Regions from separate parts of the Homo sapiens genome. Here region 1 is linked to region 2. A link is a loop called in an ENCODE intact Hi-C map of the cell type or tissue named here. Cell type or tissue: Calu3. All regions are shown on one strand. Links, peaks and the distances in the headings refer to the core of each region. The heading gives the core; the rest is flanking DNA. Region 1 overlaps YIPF6 (Yip1 domain family member 6). Region 2 has its middle 22 kb from the start of EFNB1.

Region 1 (5,000 bases), core at 1-5,000, 300 kb after region 2:
ATATATATATATATATATATTTTTTTTTTTTTGAGACAGGTCTCACTCTGTCACCCAGGCTAGGGTGCAGTGGCACAGTCACGGCACTACAGCCTTGATCTCCTGGACTCAAGCAATCCTCCCACCTCAGCCTCCCAAGTAGCTAGGACTACAGGCTTGTGCTACCAGGCCTGGCTAGTTTTTTTATTTTTAGTAGAAATGAGGTCTCGCCATGTTGCCCAGGCTGGTCTCAAACTCCTGAGTTCAAACAATTCTCCTGCCTCGGCCTCCCAAAGTGCTGGTATTACATGTATGAGCCACCATGCCTGGCCAGTGTACATTTACTGATGAGGACAATATAATAAGCAAAATGTTTCAATCTCTGAGATTCCAATCTAAATTTTTAATGTCTGCCTGTAATCCTAGCACTTTGGGAGGCCGAGGTGGGTGGATCACCTGAGATCGGGAGTTGGAAACCAGCCTGGCCAACCTGGTGAAATCCGTCTCTACTAAAAATACAAAAAAATTAGCTGGGCATGGTGGTGGGCGCCTTTAATCCCAGCTACTCAGGAGGCTGAGGCATGAAAATTACTTGAACACAGGAGGCGGAGGTTGCAGTGAGCCAAGATCATACCATTGCACTCCAGCCTGGAAGTCAGAGTGAGACTCTGTCTCAAAAAAAAATGAAAATAAAAATAAAATAAAATCAATTTTTAATTTCTGCCAGAAGTTTGATTTACATATTCGTTTACATATTTTTTTATCCTACAAAATGATGTCAGTTTTATTACCACAGAGACTTTGCCTTATAAAGTACTTACGATAAGGTACAGTGAGATAGATTAAGCAAACCCTTAAAAACCTCATATACTTACAATCTCTCAAAAGAGTATTACTTTTCCTTGGGTACAAAACATGCATGAATTTTTTCCCAACAGCTTTTAGATCACGCATCTGAAAGACAGAAACAACTTGTTGTATTGTGATGACCAAGGTTGCCAGCAGCCTTACTTAATTTGCTAAAATTTCTTTCATTTCAATCTCCTGTGAACTCTTCACTGAATTTTGCAGATAATTCCAGTTCAACTCCTTCACTACACAAACAAACCAGAGAGGTAGGGTATGCTTTTTCTATTAACTTCTTAAGCCAACTTTTAACACCTTTCCACATCTGTTTTGATCTGTTCTGTTTTGATGTTGAAAAAATCCATAAAAAAGAAACACAGCCCTCCCAATAGGCTGCTTAAAGAAACTAAAACAATTGTACTATAAAAAGCTGCTCTACAAAACACAGTATGTGACATTCAGTTCATAGAAGATGAGGTTCCAAGGACCAATTAGCCTGCTCTCTAGCTACTACATTCTTTGCAATATATGAAATAAATTTTTAACATTCCCAATTTAATTGGTAAATGAATCCTAGATGCCAGATACAAAAAAAAAAAAAAAATCAAGAAACTGGAAGAAGGGTTCAGTAATACAAATACAACCTCTCAAAGCACCACTGAGCTAATTCTGTTTTAATTTTTTCACCTAGAATTTTACCCGTTATTAAACACTTTGTAAACATAATTTATAATAGTTGCTTAGCATCCCACCACAAAGATATAACATAATTTACCTAACCAATACCTCATCTGTGGTTCATTTATTTCTAGCTTTCCCCTATTACAAAGAATGCTATAATAAACATCTTTGTATATTGATACTTTAATGTTGAAAATTTTTGTTTTACATTTTAAAACTTTCCTTATACTACATTTGGAGAAGTATGATAATATATTGGTTTAAAAAGATTTGGACATTTTAAGACCTTTTTTTTGTTTTTTGAGATGGAGTCTTGCTCTGTCGCCCAGGCCAGAGTGCAGTGGTGCGATCTCGGCTCACTGCAACCTCAGCCTCCCGGAGACAAGCGATTCAGTCTCCCAAGCAGCTGGGATTTCAGGCATATGCCACCATGTCTGGCTAATCTTTGTATTTTTAGTAGAGATGGGGGTTTCACCATCTGGGCCAGGTTGGTCTCGAACTCCTGAGCTCAGGTGATCCGCCTGCCTTGGCCTCCCAAAGGGCTGAGATTACAGGCGCGAGCCACCGCACCTTGCTGTTTTAAGATTATTAATATGCATTATAACCAAACTGCTCTCCAAAAAGGCTGTACCAAATTAATCTCTAGGATAAAATATTAAACTTCAGTATATAAAATATATTCAAAATCAGTGAACCAAATGAAAATATTGCAAAGTACTATTAGTTACTTAGTCCCATGATACTGAACAGAAGTTCTCTCAACTAGTCTAACTTACGATGGTATTGCGAACAGATTCATTTAATGTGGAGCTGTCAAACTCCCGGATGCGAGATCTCATAGGAATGGTGATTTCTCCTTCTACGGGGATGTCTTGTGAGATGGATATATCTGAAAGGCCTGCAAACTGAGAAGAGTCAGGGGAAAAAAAGTAAGCCTGTAATAAACTGTAGCATTCCTCATATATATCATCATTTCCTAGAGAGTTGGGACCATGTATTTTGTAGGGTTTTACATAGGAAAGTAGGTGTTAGCTCAACAGACATTACACAATGCAGTTAACAATAATCCTCAAATTTATTTCTTTAAAGATTAAACATAATGAAAAAACTAAAGTAAATGTCATAGACACCTTCTTGCCCACCAACATTTAGCATAAAATCTTCACATGGCACAAGCTAGCAAGACTGAGATAATAATTGTAAAGTTATTAAAAAGTGACCTTTTAGCAATCACTGTCTTAGAATGGCCACGTTTCTGTTGCACTTCTGCTCCCTAACAGGCTCTAGTGGCCTCTGCTGGCTAAAAATGAGCATTACATGAACCATAAAGGCAAGTGCGGGAAACAGGGAAATAGCAAAATATACCTTGATTACAGTCTTTACAGGTTACCTGGCAATCACAGAGCAAATAAAATTTTCAAAGTGAATAAAGAATGTGAACTTTTAAATTCATAGTCATCTGCCAAATGTTATTACAACCGAAACTCAAATCTACAAATTCCTAAGAAAATAGAGGCAATGCCTTCTCATACAGTTTTTGGGCCAGTAGGCACAATTTTTAGTGGGCAACAGTTGCAGATAAAGGAAACACAAGACAGTATACTGAAATTTTAGAAAGAATGAGGATGTTCACATCCGTCAAATTTTATTACAACCAAAACTCAAATCTACAAATTCCTAAGAAAATAGAGGCAATGACTTCTCATACAGTTTTTGGCCCAGTAGGCACAATTTTTAATGGGCAACAGTTGCAGATAAATGAAATGCAGACAGTATACTGAAATTTTAGAAGGAATGAGGATGTTCAAAGAATTTGTAAAAGGCTGGGCATGGTGGCTCATGCCCGTAATCCCAGCACTTTGGGAGGCCGAGGCGGGCAGATCACCTGAGGTCGGGAGTTTGAGACCAGCCTGACCAACATGGAGAAATCCCATCTCTACTAAAAATACAAAATTAGCTGCGCGTGGTGGCGCATGCCTGTAATCCCAGCTACTCGGGAGGCTGAGGCAGGAGAATCGCTTGAACCCGGGAGGTGAAGGTTGCGGTGAGCCGAGATCACGCCATTGCACTCCAGCCTGGGCAACAAGAACAAAACTCCGTTATAATAAAATAAAATACAAAAAAATACAAAAAATAAACAAATAAATAAATAAATAAAATAAATAAAATATAAAATATAAAATAAAATAAAATAAAATAAAACAAAAACAATTTCTTAACCACACTCATATTTCTTAAATATAAGAAACATGCCATAGAATTTTTTTTTAAAGGTTTCTTATAGAGGAAAGAAAGGAATAGGATAGAGCAGACAGGGAGAGAAACTAGGCTTTTTTCAATATATGTTGTCCATATAAATGACTTGCAATCATATAAACACTTCACACAATTATTAAACAAAATTAAAATTTGAAGGAAGCAATCCCTGAAACTGAGAGAAAAAATTAAACCAATGAAACTACCATGTATTGAAATAAACACACAACCACAAAGATAGCACCTATTTCAAGTGACTATATAACACTGTAATTTGACTTCTGATTAAGATATAGGAAGCTGGAAAGACCATTCCCCAAGTAGAATAATGAGAAAAGGCTAGATACTTTACTGAATCATAACTTTCCCTGAATTCATCTGAGAACTGAGTTGTAGGGAGACCAAGTAGCCTGGATGAAATCTAAAGAAAGCCAGGTGCTTCCACGAAGAGACATCAGCACTGGCTCAACAGTAGCAAAGCATGAGGGGAAGACAATGCTGCACACCACACCACACAGATGGGTAAGAATTCAAATAAAATTTTAAATAAATTGCTAAAGTCCAAGTATGGATCAGCACAAGAGTACAGAATCCCTGGAAGCAATAGACGCAAGGGGAGTTCACACCCACTTACAGGCTCTTCTCTAGAAAAAAGCCCCTAGAGGAAAGAGCCTTAAAGCCACTTAGACAAAAACAAGTTGCCTTCAGAACACAGGTGACAACTCACTGAAGCTGGAGAAAGGGAAAAGGAAAAGCTCTCTACTACTAAGGGATGGACAGAAAACCATCCTGGGCCCAGACCATTAAGAGTTTCCTTCAGCTAGGAGGGGGACAGGATCACTAAGAAAGTGCTACCCAGGAGACCCAGGGACACATGGTCTGCCTAAGGCAGAGACTAGACTATGAAAACAAAGAATCCCCTTTCCCTGGCCCCTATCACCAGGCTAGCAAGTATGGAGTAATAAACAACAGCAGTCTACTGCTGGAGGAAGTGCTAGAGCTTAGAAAGAGACTCACCATGAGATGCAAGGGCAAAGACAGAAGCTGAGTACAGAACATGAACATTAATAAAAACATTGGGGCTGGGTGCAGTGGCTCATGCCTGTAACCCCAACTCTGGGTAGCTGAGGTAGGAGAATCGCTTGATGCTAGGAGTTTGAGACTAGTCTGGGTAACACAGTGAGACCCCCATCTCTACAAAAAATGTTTTTAAAAAATTAGTTGGGCATGGTGGCATG
Region 2 (13,410 bases), core at 3,340-8,339:
CACCTTGACCTTCCAAAGTGCTGAGATTACAAGCGTGAATCACTGTGCCCAGACTGCCCCCTTAAAAGTGTACAAGTCAGTAGTTTTTAGATGCGTATAGTTGTATAAACATCACTGTTATCTAATTTCAGAATCTTTCACCCTCCTCCAAAAAACTCCTATCCATTAGCAGTCACCAACCATTCCCATTCCTTTCTCTCCCTATCCTCTGGAAACTATTAATCTACTTTCTGTCTCAATAGATTTGCCTATTCTGAACATTTTATATATATATATTTATATATTTATATTTATATATATATTTATATATATTTATATATATATTTTTATATATATTTATATATATATTTTTATATATATTTATATATATATTTTTATATATATTTATATATATATTTTTATATATATTTATATATATATTTTTATATATATATAGACACACACTATGTGGTCTTTTGTGACAGGCTTATTTCACTTAGCATCTCATTTTGAGGTTCATCCATGTAGGAGCATGTGTCAGTAATTTGTTCCTTTTTATTGCCACATAATATTCCATTGCATTGATAGACCATATAATTTTTAGTAATTCATCACTTGATGAACATCTGGATTGCTTCCACCTTTTGTCTATTATCAATTATGCTGCTATGAACGTATATGTACAATTTTTTGTGTGGACATATATGTTTATATTTCTCATGGTTATACACCTAGGAATAGAATTGCTAGGTCATATGGCAATTCTATGTTTAACTTTTTGAGAAACTGTAAATTCCTTTGCAAAGTGAATGTACCATTTCACATTCCCACCAGCAATGTATGAGGGTTCCAATTTCTCCACATTCTCCCCCAACACTTGTTATTTTCTATCTTTTTGATTGTAGTTATCCTAGTGGGTATGAACTGGTATCTCATTGTGGATTTGACTTGCATTTCCCTGATAATGACATTTAGAAAGTTTTCATGTACCTATTGGCCATTTTTATATCTTCCTTGGAGAAGCGTCTATGAAATATTTTACTGAATTATTAATTTAATACTCTAATTTATTTTAATTTTTAACTCAGTTTTTAATTGTTGAGTTGTAAGTGTTTTTAATACTTTATGGATACAAGTTCCTTATCAGGTATATTATTTGCAAATATTTTCTTCTGTTGTATGAGTTTTTCACTTGTTTGATAGTGTCATTTTAAAGCATGAAAATTTTAAATTTTGATGAAGTTGAATTTATCTATTTTCTTTTTTGTTTTTATGCTTTGGTATTATATATAAGAATCCATTGCCAAATATGAGGTCATGCATATTTCCCCCTATATTTTCTTCTCAGAGTTTTATAGTTTTAGCTCTTACATTTAGGTCTTTGTTCCATTTTGAGTTAATGTTTGTATATAGTGTGAGGTAGAGATCCAACTTCATTTCTTTACATGTGGAAATACAGATGTCCCAGCACCTTTGTTGGAAAGACTTTTCTTACTCCATTGAATTGTTTTAGCATACTTGTTGAAAATCAGTTGACCATAAGTATGAAGGTTTATTTCTGGACTCTCAATTGTATTCCACTTTACATCTATACATCTGTACTATATATCTGTCTTTAAGTGTATATGACACTATCTTGATTACTATGGCTTTATAGTAAGTTTTGAAATCAGGATGTGAGAGGCCTCCAATTTTGATTTTCTTTTTCAAGATTGTTTTGCTTATTCAGGGTTCCTTGCATTCCATATAAATTTTAGCTTATTAAATCTGCAAAACACAAGCCATCTGGGATTTTAATAGGGATTGCATTGAATCTGTAGTTCAATTTGGAGATTACATTTAAAATATTAAGTTTTCCATTTTATGAATAATGAGGATGACTTTCCATATATTTAGATCTTCTTTAATTTTTGTTAATGTTTTGTAGCTTTCAGAGTATAAGTCTTGCACTTTTATTAATTTTATTTTTCAGTATTCTTTTTGCTGTTATCATAAATAAAATTGTTTTCTTAATTTCATTTCAGATTGTTCATTGCTAGTGTTTAAAATACACATATTTTTTGTACATTGATCTTGTATCTTACGACTTTGGCTAACTTGTTTCTTTTATTAGGTTCTAGTAAATTCCTTAGGATTGTTTATGCACTTATATACAAATAAAGATAAATATTTACTTCTTCCTTTGTTATCTAGATGCCTTTTATTTATTTTTCTTGCTTTATTGCCCTGGCTAGCTTCTCCAATAAAATGTTGAATAGAAGTGGTGAGAGCTGCCATCCTTGTCTTGTTCCTGAACTTAGGGGAAAAGAACTGTCTTTCACAGTTAAGTTCGATGTTAGCTGTGTTTTTTGTTGTTAGTTTGTTTGTTTTTTTTGTGGATGCTCTTTATCTGGTTGAGGAAATTCCCTTCTCACCCTAGTTAGTGGAGTTTTTTAAAAAAACATGAAAAGATGTTGGATTTTATCAAATGCTTCTTCTGTGTCTATTCATATGATTATGTGATTTTTGCCCTTTATTCTGTTAATATGATTTATTACATTGATTGATTACTGGGTGTTCAACAAACTTTGTATTATAGGGATAAATCTCACTTGTTCATGGTGTTTAATCCTTTTTCTATGTTACTGGATACAGTTTGGTCTGTAGTTTTCTTTTCTTCTAATGTCTTTGTCTGGTTCTGCTATCAGGATAATACTTCACAGAATGAATTGGGAAGCATTATTTCCTTGTATCAGTCAGGGTTCACCAGAGAAACAATTGGAGAGAGATCATGCGTGCAAGAGAGACTGATTTATTATAAGGAATCAGCTCATGTGATTAGGGTGCATGGTGAGTCCAAAATCTGCAGCACCAATGTCCCAATTTGAGTCTTAAAGCCCGCAGGCTGCTGCAGAACCAGGAAGAGCCAATGTCCCAGTTTGAAGACCATCAGGCAAGATAATTATCTGTTACTAAGAGGAGGGTCAGCCTTTTTTTCTATTTAGGCTTTCAGTCATTGAATGAGTCTCATCCACATTATGGAGGGCAATCTGCTTCACTGAGTCTACCTATTTAAGTGTTCATCTCATCCAAAGCACCCTTACAGACATACCCAAGATAATGTTTGACCAAGTATCTGGACAACCCATGGCCTAGTCAAGTGGACACATAAAATTAACAATCACAAGTCCACCCCTTGTCAACTTGGCACCCATATACATCTCCTTAAATTGTACTTAATCTCCAAATAAATAAAATAACAATTCCACCTGACATGATACAACTATCCTGCATACAACCAAAAATGCACTAACCCCTTCCCCAGAAGAGGAGGTAAAGTCCTTGCATGATATCTACTCTTCTTCTAATATCCAGAAAATTAAATATTATGATGTGAAGTAAGTAATACGTAGATATGGCAGGGGGCAGTGGCTTGCACCTATAATCCCAGCACTTTGGGAGGCTGAGGTAGGAATACTGTTTGAGCTCAGGAGGTCGAGACCAGCATGGGCAACATAGAGACCACTGTCTCTACAAAAAAATTTTTAAAAATTAGCCAGGCATGGTGGCATGCACCTGTAGTCCCAGCTATTTGGCAGGCTGAGGTGGGAGGATCACATGAACATGGGAGGTTGAGGCTGCAGTGAGCTGTGATTGCAGCACTGTACCCCAGCCTGGGCAACAGAGGGAGACTCTGTCTCAAAAAAAAAACCCCAAATCCAAAATAATACTTAGATACTGTGATACACAAATCTCCCTTTGCCTCTCTCTAACAATGACACTTGTCATTGGATTTAGGATGTACACAGATAACCCATGATGATCTCTTCATCTCAAGATTGTTAACTTAATCACATCTGCAAAAATGCTTTTTCCAAATAAGCAAACACTCACAGGTTCCAGGATTCACATGTCCAAGATTTAGAACATGGCCATATCTTTTTGGTGGCTACCATTCGCCTCACTAGAATGGAGAAAGGGGTTGAGGATATGGGGTGAAGAGCAAGGGGCAGAGCAATTGCTATGTGTCAAGCCCCATACTAAATCCTTTATGTACATTATCTCATTAAAGTGGCCCAACCCTCTGAGTTGTTTACTATAAATACTATCATTTGCCAACAAAAAAGTTGTGGTACAGAGAAGTTAAGTAATTTGCCCACATTCACACAGCTAGGAAGGTATGGTGCCTCCTTACTAGCTGTCTAACTTGAAACCCAGCATAGCTAACCACAACCCTCAGTTTTCCCCTCAGATAAACCTGGGGATTGGGATTTAAGGAGCCTCAGTAGTGTTAGAAGCATCCTAATATAGCTGTTGGGAGCCCTGGCTCTGAGGTCAAACTGACTTGTGTTTCTATTTTATATCTGTCTCTTATTACCTGTGTGATTCTCCCTGAGCTTCTGTTTGATCTGTGATGAATTGGGGAGATATCATTCATTCATTCATTAAGTGCCTACTATAGGCCAAGAAAGTAACACTTACCTACCAGGGTGTTGTGCAGATTGAATGAGCTAATGCATATAAATCTCCTGACATGTATGACAAAGAGTGGCTATTATCATTGTTTCATAGTTACAGGAGAGAGAGAGAGAGAGAGAGAGAAAGAGAGAGAGAGAGAGAAAAAGAGAGAGAGAGAATAAAAGAGAGAGAGAGAGAGAGAATGGCCAGACCAAAAGGAGTTACTTTTGGAGTGAGACTGAGATAAAGTTCCCAAGACCTAGGTTGATTCAAATGCCAGAGAGACGATGGCACAGGCAGAGGCAAAAGCTAGGTTCCTTGGCCAGGTCATGGAGAAGGGTCCAACATCAAGGCCAAAGGCCTCTAATTTTAGCCTGAATTTACATGATGTGAACACACGAGGGCATGCGCCTCTCACAACAGGCTGCCCCAAAGAATCCCAGAGAGGCCCAAGCCCCTGCTCTCTTGTTTCTACCTCTTGGCAGCAGGCTCAGGCCCTGTGACTGTGAAGGAGGCAGAGAGAGGGAGGAAGTATAGGAGATCTGCAGGATCTTCTCTGGGATATGAAAGAGTAAATCCCTTGCGTTGGCCCACAGGAGAGATAAAACGGGAGGTGGAACAGGCCCAGCAGATTCGGTGATAGATGGGGAAGAGAAAAGGTCACAATGCAGGGGATTGAAATGACCTTTTTGCCTGGAGACCAGGCGCGTGCACACACACACACACACACACACACACACACACACACACACACGAAATAAGAGCGAGTCCAAATTTGGCGAAGGAAGCCTGAGTGAGGTATGGGAATGTCCAACCAGGGGCATTTTGGGTCACACAATATCTCAGTCCTCATGTTATAATCATGAAAAATAAAGACAGTGGAACCTCACATCTCTATAGGGTCACTAGGTGGAATAGGCTGAGCTGATATCTCCAGTGAGAAAGGCCCAAGGAAACCAAGGCAGTTCTGAGGTTGGGAATCTCAAAGAACTTCTAAAGCCTGAACAGGGTAGTTTAAACTTCAGAATTAAGGGAGCAAAGAATGGTAGGAAGAGGCACCAGCTTTGTAGTCAGACAATTCACTACACTCTTGCTGGCAGCTTGGCCTTAGGTAAGTTACATAAACTCTCTGAGTTTGCCTTATCTTTCAGATGGGAATGATAATAGTACCACCAGATAAGGGTTAAGTAAGATACTGGGTATAAAAGTTTCAGGCACACAGCAGGTGCCTAGAAAATGCTAGTTCTGCAGCTATCCATAAGGGAGTCTTGAGGACCTCCTCCAGTGGGAAACTTTGGCGACCTTGAGGCCGATTGTACCACTTGAGGGCAGTGTCCTACTGTTGGGAAATTAAACCTATGTAGGCTTGGACCTGGATTAGAAAACCTTTAAGGAACCTTCTGTCCCTGAGACTCCATGCTCAGCCAACCAGCAAATATATAGTGTGTACCACATAACGTATGCAAGGCATTGTGGGAGATATAGAAAGCTATTCATATCTCCTCATTCAGGTCTCAGTTCAATTGCCACCTCCTCAGGAACCTTCTCCAATCATCCAGGCTAACATTGCCACTCCCCCAACTCTAATCATTATTTAGGTCATTTCTTGTTTTATTTTCGTCATAACACTTATCATAGTCTAAAGTTGTCATTTTCTTCATGTATTTACTCTTTGAATCTGGGGCCAGATTTCAAAGGGCTTTGAATTACATAAAAAAGTTCAAAAGTTAACCTGTATCACTGGAGAGCTTTAGAAGGATTTAAGGCTAGGAGTGGATATGGTTAGAGCTACAGGATTTAATGTGTATTTTTGAAATCAAACGAATACATGTATATGATTAAAAATCAAAGAGTAGAAGTTTTTATTATAACAATCAACAGTCCTTTGCCCCATCTTTTCCCATGCCAGACCCGCTCGTCTTTTAGCTGTTTCTCCTGGTAATTAGTTCCTTCATTTATCTCTAATACTATACATAAGCTGCTATTTCTTAATCTATCAGTTTAAGACACAACCTCTCCTACTCCTGTCTTCTCCATATACACCTTATCTTTAGTTCCTTCCTTGCTTTTCTGTGTAGCTTTAGACAATTGCTTGCATCTATATTTCTTGCTTTATCAACTGTAGACAATATCTCTTGATTCCCCGTTCTGTAAGATAAGAATATTAGTGGCCCTGCTTTCCTCTTCAGCTCCTCTCTTCCTTTCTACATCCCATCTTTCATCACGTATACTTTTAATTTCACATTGTCAAGATTGATGACATTTCCATAAGCCTAATTAAGTCTTCCGTGGCTTCTCTGCATGTTGATTTTAAAAGTTGAAAACAAGCAATAATGGCATTATGGTGGCTATGTACATTGTGTTTCCTTCATATCCAAGTAGTTTATGATGCAACCATTTCCCTTTCTTAGCCTTTTTTAGACAGCTTTTTGTTTTCCTGGAGCTTTCCTTTCTTTTCTTTTTTTTTTAAATTAGGACAAAATACACATAACATAAATTTACCATTTTAACCATTGTTAACATGTACAATTCATTGGCAACTAGTCCATTCATAGTTTTGTTCAACCATCACCACTATCTAGCTCCAGAACATTTTAATCTTCCTAATGGAAAACTTGTAACATTCCCCTCTCCCTCCAACCCCTGGCAGCCCCTCTACTTTCTGTCTGTGGATTTATCTATCCTGGGTACCTCATATAAATGAAATGATATGATATGTGGTCTTTTGCGCCTGCCTTGTTTCAAAGTTCATCCATGTTGTAGCAAGTATCAGTACTTCATTTCATTTTGTGACTAAAAAATATTATATTTTATGGATATGCCACATTTTGTTTATCCATTGACAGACATTTGAGCTGTTTCCACCTTTTGGCTACTGTGAATAGTGCTGCTATAAACATTCGTTTACAAATTTTTATTTGAACATTTCTTTTTAATTCTTTAGAGTATATATGTAGGAGTAGGATTGCTTGGTCATATGGTAATTTTCTGTTTAATATATTGAGTAGTCACCAAATTGTTTTTCACAGTGTGTGTACCATTTTACATTTACACCAGCAATGTACACAGGTCTCAATTTCTTCACCTATCATTTTCTATTTTTTAAATTATGCCCAATCTAGTGGAAGTGAAATAAGCTCTTTAGCTTTGATTTGCATTCCCATAATGATTAGTGACACTGACAAATTTTTAATGTACATGTTGACCATTTGTATGTCTTATTTGGAGAAATGTCTATTCAAGTGCTTTGTCCATTTTTAAATTGGGTTGTTTGTCTTTCTCTTGAGTTGTAAGAGTTCTTCATATAGTCCAGATAGACCCTTACAGGCACATGATTCACAAGTATTTTCTCCCACTGTGTGGAATGTCTTTTTACTCTCTTGATAGTATTCCTTGATGCACAACAGTTTTTAATTTTGATGAAATTCTATTAATCTATTTTTTATTTTACTGCTTGTGCTTTTAGTGTCACATCTAAAAAAACATTGCCAAATCCAGTCATAAAAATTTACTTCTGTGTTTTCTTCTGAGAGTTTTAAAAAATAATCTTCACTCTTATATTTAGGTATTTGATCCATTTTTAGTTAATTTTTGTATTCGGTTTGAGGTAAGGGTCCAACTTCATTCTTTTGCATGTAGATATCTAGCTGCCCCAGCATCATTTGTTGAAAAGATCTTTCTTCCCTGTTGAGTAGTGTTGACACCTTTGTCAAAAATTAGTTGACCATAGACATTTGGGTTTATTTCTGGACTTTAAATTTGATTCCAATCATCAATGTATCTATCCTTAGGCCAGGACCAGACTGTTGTAAATACTGTAGCTTTCTAGTAAGTTTTGAAAGGGTGTTGAATTTTGTCAAATTATTTTTCAACATAAGTTGAGATTAGAATGTGGATTTTTCCCCTTCATTCTGTTAATACGGTATATTACATTGGTTGGTTTTTGTACATTGAAAGATACTTGCATTCCTGGGATAAATCACCCTTGGTAACATGTATAAAGCTTTTAATATGCTGTTGAATTTAGCTTACTGTTAATGTGTTGAATATTTTTCATCTATATTCACAAGTGTTATTTATCTGTTTTTTTAACGTGATATTTTTGTCTGACTTTAGTATCAGAGTAATACTGACATAATTAAATTAGTTAGAAAGTGTTCCTTTATCCTCCATTTTTTGGAAGGTTTTGAGAAGAATTGGTGTTAATTATTTTAGTGAAGCCATTTGGTCCCAAGCTTTTGTTTGTTGGGAGATATTTAATTACTGATTCAATCTCTTTACTTGTTATAGGTCTATTCAGATATTCATGAGGATATAGCAAAATGAACATATATGCACCCGACAAAAAGTCCATAAATACAAGAAGCAAAAATTGACAGAATTGACAGGAGGAATAGACAGTTCTACAATAATAGTTTTAAACTCCAATCTCCTACCTTTTTTTGAGACAGGGTCTTGCTCTGTCATCCAGGCTGGAGTGCAGTGGCACAAACATGGCTCACTGCAGCCTCAAGTTCCTGGGCTTAAGCCATCCTCCTGTCTCATAGGAGCTTCATACACCTGGCTTAGTAGGCTGTGGCCATGACTGCCCCACTGCTCAGGGGATGCCTGGCACGTTCTACCCAAAAAGGAGATTTTTATCTCCCTCCCCCAACCTTACTGCATCTCATCAGGCTCAATGACTTCCTCTCCTCTCGCTTCTCACCACACCACTCTGAGCCTCTCTCTACTATATCCATGAGCCTGTTGGATTCTGGCCAGTTAGCGTACATTTATTTCCCAGAAACCAGGCCTAATCCTCTGCATCCTGCAGGGCATCTGGCACATTGTCAGGCACAACATAGGTACTAAGGAAAAATGAATTGAACGATAACGATAATAGCATTTATCAAGTGTTTACAATGTGGCAGGCAGCAGGTCTTTCCTTTAATTTTCACATATACCCTATGGAGTAGATACTATCATTACCCCCATAATACTGATAAGGAACCTATGGCTTTATAGAAGTTAGGTGGCTTGCCCAAGATCACACAGGTAGTAAGTAGCAAAGCAGCCTGGCTCTCGGGAATTTGCAAATTACACAAAACCCCAAAAACTAGAATGACAGTGAATCAAGCTTCAGAGTTCAGAGGCTGAAATGGATAAGTTGAAATGCTACAGCACTAAATGGAACCTGATCTAGCCCTACCCTCACTCCCAATCCAACTGCACAAGTATAAGAAGGGGGAAGATGGTGCTCATTAGCAGCAAATTTGGAAGCCCCTTTCCTTCACTCCTATAATCAATCATTTTCCAGGTGAGGTGGGAGTCACTTTGGTGGTATCTTTTCCACCCACCCCCTCCTCTCCATTCTCACTGACTGCCCTGATCTGAGGTATCAGCATCCCTTCCCTAGATCACAGCAAAAGTCTCATAGGTGACCTTTCCTCCAGCCACCCCTTTCTCCACACCTAGATGGATTATCCTAAAACACTTCTTGGTATAATTCCCCTTCTCCATCAAAGACTCCCTGTCTCCTTAGCTTGGCATTCAAAGCCCTACCCAGTCATGTCTTAGCCCTCGTTTCTCAGCCTCATCTCCTATTCCCCACTTCCTCTCACTCCAGTCACACTCTACTACTGGCTAGTTCCCTGAAGTGTCCTGTGTTATTGCTCATGCTATCGTCTCTGAAAGTCAAAAAATTACCCATCTTTCAAGGTTCAACTACTATTTGAGGCCTTGTTAGGTTTTTCGTTTATTTGTTTTTGAGACAGGGTCTCACTCTGTCACCCAGGATGGAGTTCAGTGGTGTGTTCATAGCTCACTGTAACCTTGAACTTCTGGGTTCCAGGGATCCTCTTGCCTCAGCCTCCGGGGTAGTTCGGACTACAGGTTTGCACCACCACATCTGGTTAATTTTTAAATTTTTTTTCAGAGACAAAATCTTGCTGTTTTGTTCAGCTGTTCTTGAACCCTTGGGCTCAAGCGGTCCTCCTGCCTCAACCTCCCAAAATGCAGGGATTACAGGCATGAGCCACCATGCCCGGCCTAGATTTTATCCATTGAAATCAAGCTCTCCTTCTCCTCCTACTGCATTCAGTTTGTGCCTTGAATTAGAACTAGTTTCATAGATATCTCCCCTCTTACTAAACTGTGTGCCCCTGAGGTGGAGACCTGACCTTGTTTATCTTTTTCTTTTTTTGAGACAGAGTCTCGCTCTGTCACCCAGGCTGGAGTGCAGTGGCGCTATCTCCGCTCACTGCAAGCTCCACCTCCCGGGTTCACGCCATTCTCCTGCCTCAGCCTCCCGAGTAGCTGGGACTACAGGCGCCCGCCCCCACGCCTGGCTAATTTTTTGTATTTTTAGTAGAGATGGGGTTTCACCGTGTTAGCCAGGATGGTCTCGATCTCCTGACCTCGTGATCCGCCCGCCTCGGCCTCCCAAAGTGCTGGGATTACAGGCATGAGCCACCGCGCCCGGCCTGTTTATCTTTGTATTTCTCCCACCCAACCCCGAAACACACACACACACACACACACACACACACACAGACTTACACACATGCTTAGTTCAGTGCCTGGTGTGATGAATGCTTCCTAAATTTCCTGAGTCTACTCCAAGAGAGTAGATTTGGATTTCTTCACAGAGGATGGTAAGCAAGTGAGGAAAAGGGCCTGCACCCCAGTTCCATATCTGCAGCCTACCACGCCCCTGATGAGACAGTATCCTTGCCCTGGGTCCGTAGCAGCTCTCTCTGACAGATGGAGATCAAACTGATGAGTTCAGTGACACCACCCAGAGGTTTATCAGAAGGCCAGGCACAGGCAGATGTCTAGAGGAGCTATGCCATCTCCACCTCTCAGAAAAGACCACACTAGGGTGGCATCCCCCAAGGGCCTTTGTATCCCACTCTAACATTTTCACATAATTTTTATCCTCATGTGCCCTATAAGGGAGGTAGGGCAGGGGCTTTATATTACAAATGGGGAAACTGAGGGTCAGACAGGGAACAGGAACTTCCCAGAGTCAGTGAGGCTGCACATAAAATCCCAGTGCCAACAAGCACACCCAGTACCTGAAGCACTTTGGATCCATTGTGGTGGTATTTCATTCACACTCATTCCTGCCATCCTGATAAATGCAGGAATCTGAGATAGCAAATACCAATCTGCCATGGTTAATCAGGCTTGTCAGTCATACACAGGAATGAATATCAGTCTCAGCTAAAGTGAAGTAGGATGAGGCATGACACATCAGCCACTCAGAAGCAGTTCTGGACTGATGGGTTGATGCGCTATCTTATTGTGTCTGTGTGGCGAAGGTGGGGGCTGGAGTGGGAATGGGAAGAGATGGGACTGCAGCTGTGATGAAATTCCAGGACCAGCTCAGTCTCCCGGGTGTCTGTTTAGGTTACTGACTCCTCATTCATGGTAGCCTTCAGCTTCAGGCCTGGCAGGGGACCTCACACTTCCTGACTCTGTTAATCTTTACAACACCTACTGCAGGAGTTGCTCCTCATTCCCTGTAGGCCTGTGCTTAAATGTCACCTTTTCAGGGATGCCTTCCTTGATCTCCCTACTGATCATCGAAACACATGCTCCCTTAGGAAGTTCTTAGCTCCCTTCCATACTTAATGATTGTCCATAGATTTATAACCACCTAACATTCTAGATATTTTATTTACATTCTCAATTGTCTGTCTTCCTCCACTGGAATATAAGCTGCATGAGAGAAGGGATTTTTGTACATTTTAGTCTCTTATATTCACTGCTATGCTCCTCGGTGTCTAGAACAGTACCTGGCACATCATGAGTGTTCAACAAATATTTTGGGGAGTGAATGAGGTCTCACAGCCAACTTCACCCTCTGCCAGCCAACCAACTGCAAACACCACGGTGGGTACAATCATGCTGCTAGCCCCATGTAGCACAGGAGGGATGAACAGATTTTAAGTGTGGTTGCAGAGGACTGCCTGGTGCACTGGAAGCACTAACGCTGTCTTTCCTTAGGGTTTCCATATAATGACATACACCCCACTTTCCTAAAGGTGTCTTTCCTTAGGGTTTCCATATAATGACATACACCCCCACCTCCACCCTCCCCTGCAGGCCAAACAGGCTTCTCCTTCTCTCAACTCATGTAGTCCTTCCTAGCAGAAACTTCAGATTCCAGCCAAAATTGTGCTCCACTACCTTAAACTCTTTCCCAATACTACCCCCCATTTCATTGCTAACTCTGTCTACTGGAGATAGCAATGAAATGGGGGTAGGATTGAGATACCCAATCTCTTTCCTGGATATTAATCCCATCCAAACAACATTGGCTTACTGTGCTCAAAGTACCAAGCTGTTTCCAGAGTTTTCATTCAACACACAAGCATTAAGCACCCACAAGATGCTATCCAAGGACAAAAAAGACATGATTCTTGTTGTCCTCAAGGAGCTCCCATTCTGGTGAGAGGGTCTAGAACATAACTGGATAGATACTAGAATAGTGTATTCTAGTACTAGCCAGTATGATCAGGTCTGTAACAAAGAGAAGCACAGGAGTGTGGAACCTCCTGACCCAGACTGCCTCCCTGAAGAAAAGGCTGTGTAAGCTGAGGCTCAGGGGATGAGAAGGAATTTGCCAAATGATGAAGTAGAAAGAAGGGAAGCCATTTTGGGCAGAGAAGTCAGCATGTGCCAAAGTCTGGAGATGGGCAAGAGTCATTCTGTGAGAGGGAAGTGGGACCATCCACCCAGAAGTGGCAGAGTGGAGGCTGGAGAAGGACCTGAGAGTCAGAGCACGCAGGGCCTGGCCGACCATAACTTGGTTTTATTGGAAGAGTGATAGGAGCCATGGAAGGGTATTTCAGAGGTGTGGAGTGTGGATTGGAGGGTCAAGAATGACCTCAGGGAAACCAATGAGGAGGCAGTATGTTTTTCCAAGTGAGTGGTGAAAGATGATGATGGCCTAGTGGTGGCAGTGTGGATATGAGGGAGGGGACAAACTCGAGAGATAAGGAGGAGAGA

Evidence for each region. Peaks named below come from ENCODE experiments on the same cell type or tissue, not always from the same donor. Only the 100,000 strongest peaks of a DNase experiment are listed, where the experiment ranks them.
Region 1: it touches region 2 in a loop (8-fold over the local background); 48 of 110 quality-filtered maps call a loop at or near these places.

The regions. Positions count from the first base shown.
Region 1 is chrX:68,509,260-68,514,259 of GRCh38, reverse strand. It overlaps YIPF6 (Yip1 domain family member 6), which reads right to left. Exons shown (of 7, transcript NM_173834.4): 2 at 2,283-2,411; 3 at 855-933. Among named protein-coding and RNA genes, the nearest start is that of YIPF6, 13 kb to the right of the region's middle. In Calu3, for the core only: no CTCF peak of the experiment used is centred there; a DNase peak (open chromatin) is centred at 2,789.
Region 2 is chrX:68,800,346-68,813,755 of GRCh38, reverse strand. No RefSeq gene overlaps it. Among named protein-coding and RNA genes, the nearest start is that of EFNB1, 22 kb to the left of the region's middle. In Calu3, for the core only: a CTCF peak has its summit at 5,762 (motif pointing right); a DNase peak (open chromatin) is centred at 5,726.